Regions from separate parts of the Homo sapiens genome. Here region 2 is linked to region 1. A link is an interaction called in ENCODE POLR2A ChIA-PET data of the cell type or tissue named here. Cell type or tissue: MCF 10A. All regions are shown on one strand. Each heading gives the region's core, and the rest is flanking DNA. Links, peaks and the distances in the headings are about the cores only.

Region 1 (2,899 bases), core at 120-2,619:
CTCAGGTGATCCGCCCACCTCGACCTCCCAGAGTGCTGGGATTACAGGTGTGAGCCACTGAGCCCAGCGTTAATGGTATTTTTTAAAAATAGTTCTTATCGGCCGGGCCGAGATCGCGCCACTGCACTCCAGCCTGGGCGACAGAGCGAGACTCCGTCTCAAAAAAAAAAAAATAGTTCTTATCTGTTAAGGAGACATAATGGCGCATTTATGACTGAGTTGATGTCTGGAATTTGCTTTAACATACTCCAGCAAAAAAATATAAAAATAAGAAAAGTATAAGGCCATGCGCAGTGGCTCATGCCTGTAATCCCAGCACTCTGGGAGGCCGAGGCGAGTGGATCACTTGAGATCAGAAGTTTGCTACCAGCCTGGCCAACATGGTGAAACCCCGCCTCTACTAAAAATACAAAAATTAGCCGGGTGTGGTAGTACACACCTGTAATCCCAGCTACTAGGGAAGCTGAGGCAGGAGAATCCCTTGAGTCCAGGAGGTGGAGGTTGCAGTGAGCCGAGGTCACACTACTGCAATCCAGCCTGGGCGACAGAGCGAGACTCCGTCTCAAAAAAAAAAAAAAAAAAAAGAAGAAGGTACTTTGTAACATTCTCCCCGCCCTTGAGAATGTACTTTATAAGCCTATCCCAAACCTGTAAGAACTAATGATAATCCCACCACCCTTTGCTGACTCCTTTTTCGGACTCAGCCCGCCTGCACCCAGGTGAAATAAACAGCCTTGTTGCTCACACAAAGCCTGCTTGGTGGTCTCTTCACACGGACGCGCGTGACAAAGAAGTATAGATCAAGTGAAATCCAGAAGTGTTGAATATTGGTAGCGTTTGAGATGTACTTAAGAGTGCGTTATACTATTCCCCTTAATGTGCATGTTTGAAAATACTCAGAATAAAACACTTGTGAGGGCTACGGGAAAAAAAAAAGGGTCAGCTGTGGCCCAAGAAAGGACAGGGACCAAGCCCACGGACGTGCTCCTCTGAGTTGCACTAGTCTCTGGGCCTTGGCTCCCACCCTGAACAGCTCTCATCTTTAAATGTCTTCAGCTGTCCTCCTCCAGGAAGCCGGGTCAGGCGCTTCCTCCCGGGCGTCTCCGGTCTTCCTGGAAACCACAGGTCGGGTGTCAACCTACTCCAGGATAGGGGCCCCGAGGGGCCAGCCAGGCCTCCCAGCCTTGCCCAACCCTGGGGTTGACACGGACTTTAGCGTCTTTTTAAACTTCCGGCGCGGGCTCTGCGGTGGCACAGGAGGGTCCTCCAAACTTTCCTGCGATCTCAAAGGTCCAGATTCCACATTGGGGATGGGCCCAACTGACTTTGCTTCGCTCTCATTAGCCGGTGGTCCTCCAGGAAAGCGGGGCCGCCTCTCCGCTGTGCTCTCATAGGCCCAGGTTCTTGCGTTCGTGTGTCCTTCTCTCACTCTGATTGGCCTATATTCCCCCTGAGGGTGTGGCCAAATCTCATTGGCTCTCGCGCCCGAATGTATGACGTCATGCGCCAGCGCCCGTCGCTTTTGCTGGACGTCATCCTCGGGAGCCCACCCGGACGAAGGGGGAGAGTAGACAGCAGAACCAGCGGCGGCGGCTAAGCAGAGACTGTAGTAGCGGCGACAGCGACGACGGCAGCGATGGCTGGGGCGGGGCCAGCCCCGGGACTCCCGGGTGCAGGAGGACCCGTGGTCCCGGGTCCTGGCGCTGGCATCCCGGGCAAAAGCGGCGAGGAACGCTTGAAGGAAATGGAGGCGGAGATGGCCCTGTAAGGCCCGCGACAGAGAGTGATAAAAGTCGTCCCAGAGCCAGAGCCACCGAATCTCGGAGCCTCCAGGCCTCGATAGGCCGGAGATACGGCTCTAACATGGGGAAGTGGGACCTTCGGGATTGTGGGGGCGGGGATAGGGGAGAGGTTGGCAGGGGTGAGGGTCCCCTCGCGATATACCCACAGTTCCAAAATTGGTACGAGGTCCTGAGCGCTGATGTCTGTTCTACTCCTCCAGGTTTGAGCAGGAAGTTCTGGGGGCTCCAGTACCTGGAATCCCAACTGCTGTGCCTGCGGTGCCCACTGTCCCCACGGTCCCCACAGTAGAAGCGATGCAGGTCCCAGCGGCTCCTGTGATCCGCCCAATTATCGCGACCAACACATACCAGCAGGTACGGCTGAGCTAAGGCATGTAAGTCAGGGAACACAATGCCTCGAACAGAGTAGGTGTTTGTGTACAGAGAGCTGTTGACGTTTTGGCTTGTTGACTAATTAGCATGACAAATATTTTATATGCCAGGCACTGAGAACACAGTAATGACTGAGAGAGACATTTCTGCCCTGTGGGAGCTTATATTCTAGAACATGTTGTCCAGTAGAGCTTTCTGCAATGACGAGACTGTTCTGATATATTTAAAATTTATATTTAATAGTTCGTTATTCTCATTAGTCACATTTCAAGTGCTCAGTAGCCAACTATATATGACTAGTAGAGAAAGAGAGAGAAATTATTAAGATGAAAATAGGCTGGGCGCTGGGCGTGGTGGCTCACACCTGTAATCCCAGCACTTTGGGAGACCAAGGCGGGCAGATCACGAGGTCAAGAGATCGAGTCCATCCTGGCCAACATGGTGAAACCCCATCTCTACTAAAATTACAAAAATTAGCTGGGTGTGGTGGCACGTGCCTGTAGTCCCAGCTACTTGGGAGGCTGAGGCAGGAGAATCGCTTGAACCCAGGAAGCGGAGGTTGCAGTGAGCTGAGATTGCGCCACTGCACTGGAGCCTGGTGACAGAGCGAGACTCCGTCTCAAAAAAAAAAAAAAAGCCCTGAGGCAGGTGCATACCTGTTGTGTTGTTGTGTTCAAGGAACAGCAAGGAGACCAGTGACAGTGGAGTGAGCAAAGAGGAAAGTG
Region 2 (2,899 bases), core at 1-2,500, 380 kb after region 1:
GATCACAGCCATGGCACCTCCTACCCTCACATGGCCCCTGCCACCACGCCTACCCTTTTGGGAACAAGCTTCCAAAGCCCCGGCCCCCACCTCGTGCTCTCCTCTCCGGACGCGGGGCAGACGGTGCATCCAACAATGTCCGCCTCTCTAGGTGCTCCCGGTGGGTGGTTGAGGGGCTCTGAGCCAAGTCTAGGGCCCAGAGGCAGGGACAGGGCCATGGCTGGGGGCCTGGGGACACAAAGTCAGGTGAGGGCAGCCAGTAAGACCTCTTCCCTAGACAAGGGTGTCCCAGAGCTCCTCCGCTGGAGTCACCCGGGCCTGAGGCTGCAGGAGAGGCCCAGGACAGGTCTGGCTCCGCCCCTTCCAAGAGGAACCTGGACCCGGCCATTTGATGCCCAGCTCAGGTGACAGAAGAGTCACTTAACTCCTTCCTCCCTAGCAGGCCAGTAGCTAAATCTCCCAGCATCACTCCACGCCATCCAAGAGGGTTCCAGATAGAACCCCTGCGCCACCTCCTCAAGAGCCCTGGATTCTGCCCCACTGGGAACCCAGAAATCGGACCTCCAGGGCCTACCCCATTCATTTAAGACCCTAGATGCCGCTCCCCTCAGGAAACCAAGCATCTGGCCCCTAAAAAATAAAAATATAAAACCAAGGAAAGATTTTTTTGTTTATTTGGTATGGGGTCTTCTGTAGCTCACACAAAATTATTGGGAAAATAAATAACCCAGGGGAGCCCCCTTTGCCCACGGTTCCTAGGTCGCGGAGTCACAGCAGCCCCAAAGGGGCAGGAACCTGGGAATCCGAGGGGTCCCGGCCCTGGCGGTCACTTGCCCAGCAGGAGGCCGGCGCGCAGCACGCGGGGCACGCGGCGGATGGTCAGCGAGACCCGGGTGCCGCGCACCAGGCAGGCTCCCGGCCGCGCCGACGGGCAGGCTGCCGCATTGGGCGGCGAGGAGGCGGCGTCCAGCGCGTCTACGCGGGCGGCGGCGATGCCGTGGAGAAGACGCGTGTAGGCGGGGCCGCGGAGCACCAGCAGGCTGCGCGGTTCCAGCAGTAGCGAGGTGGTGGGCCGGGGCGGAGGCCGAGGCTGCAGGGCGGGTTGAGGGTCAGCAGGGCTCAAGAAGTCGGGGGGTGGGGGTGGGCGAGAGGTCGGTAGCCTCCGGGGATCAGCTAGTCCCCAGGGGCAAAAGCTGAAGAGCAAGTGTGCTCACAATGATGGAGGCTTTGGTGGTTCAGGAGTGAAAATTGCTGGGGCCTGGGCTGGGGCTGCTGGAAAGGGAGGGCGAGGGCTCTGCCGTCCCTCGGGAGGGGGCAGGATCTAGGTGGCAGATGGGGGCGTCAAAGGGTCAGCGGCCGGTGGGAGCTGCAGCTGGGATCTCAAAGGGGCTGAGGCTGGGGCTGGGACCCAGGAATAGGCAGTCCCCAGGAAATACAGGCAGAGCTGGGCTGAGAGAGCATGGCTGAAGCCAGGACCAGGTGAGGAGAGAGTGAGGCAGAGGTTAGAGGCAGTGGGGGTTCCCAAGGACATCAGGACATTAGAGGACAACCGCACAGCTGAGGGAGTGTCAGAGCATCCAGGAGCATGCAGGGCTCGAGGGCAAGCCTCAAGGAGTGGGTCGGCGTGTTCAGGGGCGTTTCTGTGAACACTGGGGTGCTAGAAATGCATCACTCAGAGAAATTGTGTCAAGGGGTCAAGGAGAATCTGGGGGTGTCCTGCACCCCAAATCACATTCCTGGAGTAGCAGGACGTCTGGGGCACCCTGAGCAGGGGCAGATAGAGCATCTGGGAGGAGGTGAGGCCCCCCGAGTTAATGGCGGTGGGGTATCTAAGGATATCAGTGTCTGCTGGGGAGTCAGGGGTATCCATTCAGCAGGTTGGGGCATCGGGGAGCCTGTGAAAATCATGGCATGTGGGACAGACACCCTGTAAGCAGATGGGTTGGGTGTCTGGGAGGAAGTGGGTACACCCCATGAGGGGACAAGGGAAGGTATCTGGGAGAGTGCCAGGAGTACCCCGAAGGCATGTGGGACCAGGTCATCTTGGAGGATGTGCGAGGTTGAAGTGCCTACAAGCAGCTGGGGCAGTGTCTGGGGGCCCACCTGTTCTGTAGGGTCATCGTCCTCTGGCCGCCGCGGCTCGTAGAAGTCCAGCACGGTGTGGGAGCCCAGGCTGATGGTGCTGACAGTCGGGTAGTACAGTGGTCCGTCCTCGTGGGGCTAGGGAGTGGGCACCAGGGCTGGGCAGGGCAGGAGTCCACAACCCCCACCCTCTGGGTCAAAGGGGGGCTTCCCAAGCCAGGGACAGGGAGGTGAATGCCTGTTTGGGAGATGTGGCTGCCTAATGAGTGAGGGTGGGTACAGAGTCCCCTGCCCCAGCACAGCTCAGAAGTCTGAGTGGGGGGACACGGGCCGAGGGTGTGTGGTTACCATGATGCCCTCCCCAGGCAGATACTGGTTCACGAGGACATGGTTAGCTGGGAGGCCTCCAAAGAGGCTGAGGTTTGACACTTTGTCCACGTAGCGCTGGAGCCATGGGGGCAGCCGCTCAGGAACCATCCCTCGGGGATGAGGAAGCCCACCTGGGGAAGGCAATGGGGTCCTGAGGGCCCCCCTATAGCAATAGATCCCCCATTAGGGATTCCACAGTGGCTGGAAGCACCCTGATCCTCTCAGGGACCCCTGACCGTTTGGAGATAGCCACTGGGTCCTTCAGAGGTTTCCTCACTTCTCCAGACCACAGGTCCCTTTCAGATACTCCCAACTCATCAGGAAATCCCTAATCCCTCAGGACCTCCACTGACCCCTTCAGAATCCTCCTGGCTCTTGGGGCCCCTTGAGCTGTCAGGGACCCTCTGATGTCTTAAGTCTATTGGACCTGAGTCCCCTGCCCCAGCCT

Evidence for each region. Peaks named below come from ENCODE experiments on the same cell type or tissue, not always from the same donor. Only the 100,000 strongest peaks of a DNase experiment are listed, where the experiment ranks them.
Region 2: POLR2A ChIA-PET joins it to region 1 with 5 read pairs; 2 of 35 experiments call an interaction of 5 or more read pairs at or near these places.

Annotation. Positions count from the first base shown.
Region 1 is chr19:35,627,518-35,630,416 of GRCh38, forward strand. RBM42 (RNA binding motif protein 42) reads left to right here and starts at 1,519. Exons shown (of 10, transcript NM_024321.5): 1 at 1,519-1,764; 2 at 2,003-2,156. The coding sequence starts at 1,637. RefSeq lists enhancers at 489-1,016, 942-1,181, 1,330-1,624. In MCF 10A, for the core only: no CTCF peak of the experiment used is centred there; a DNase peak (open chromatin) is centred at 1,414.
Region 2 is chr19:36,008,464-36,011,362 of GRCh38, forward strand. SYNE4 (spectrin repeat containing nuclear envelope family member 4) reads right to left here and starts at 350. Exons shown (of 8, transcript NM_001039876.3): 1 at 91-350. The coding sequence starts at 218. It overlaps ALKBH6 (alkB homolog 6), which reads right to left. Exons shown (of 7, transcript NM_032878.5): 5 at 2,431-2,582; 6 at 2,104-2,220; 7 at 657-1,090. The coding sequence ends at 827. RefSeq lists enhancers at 1-63, 64-603. In MCF 10A, for the core only: no CTCF peak of the experiment used is centred there; a DNase peak (open chromatin) is centred at 988.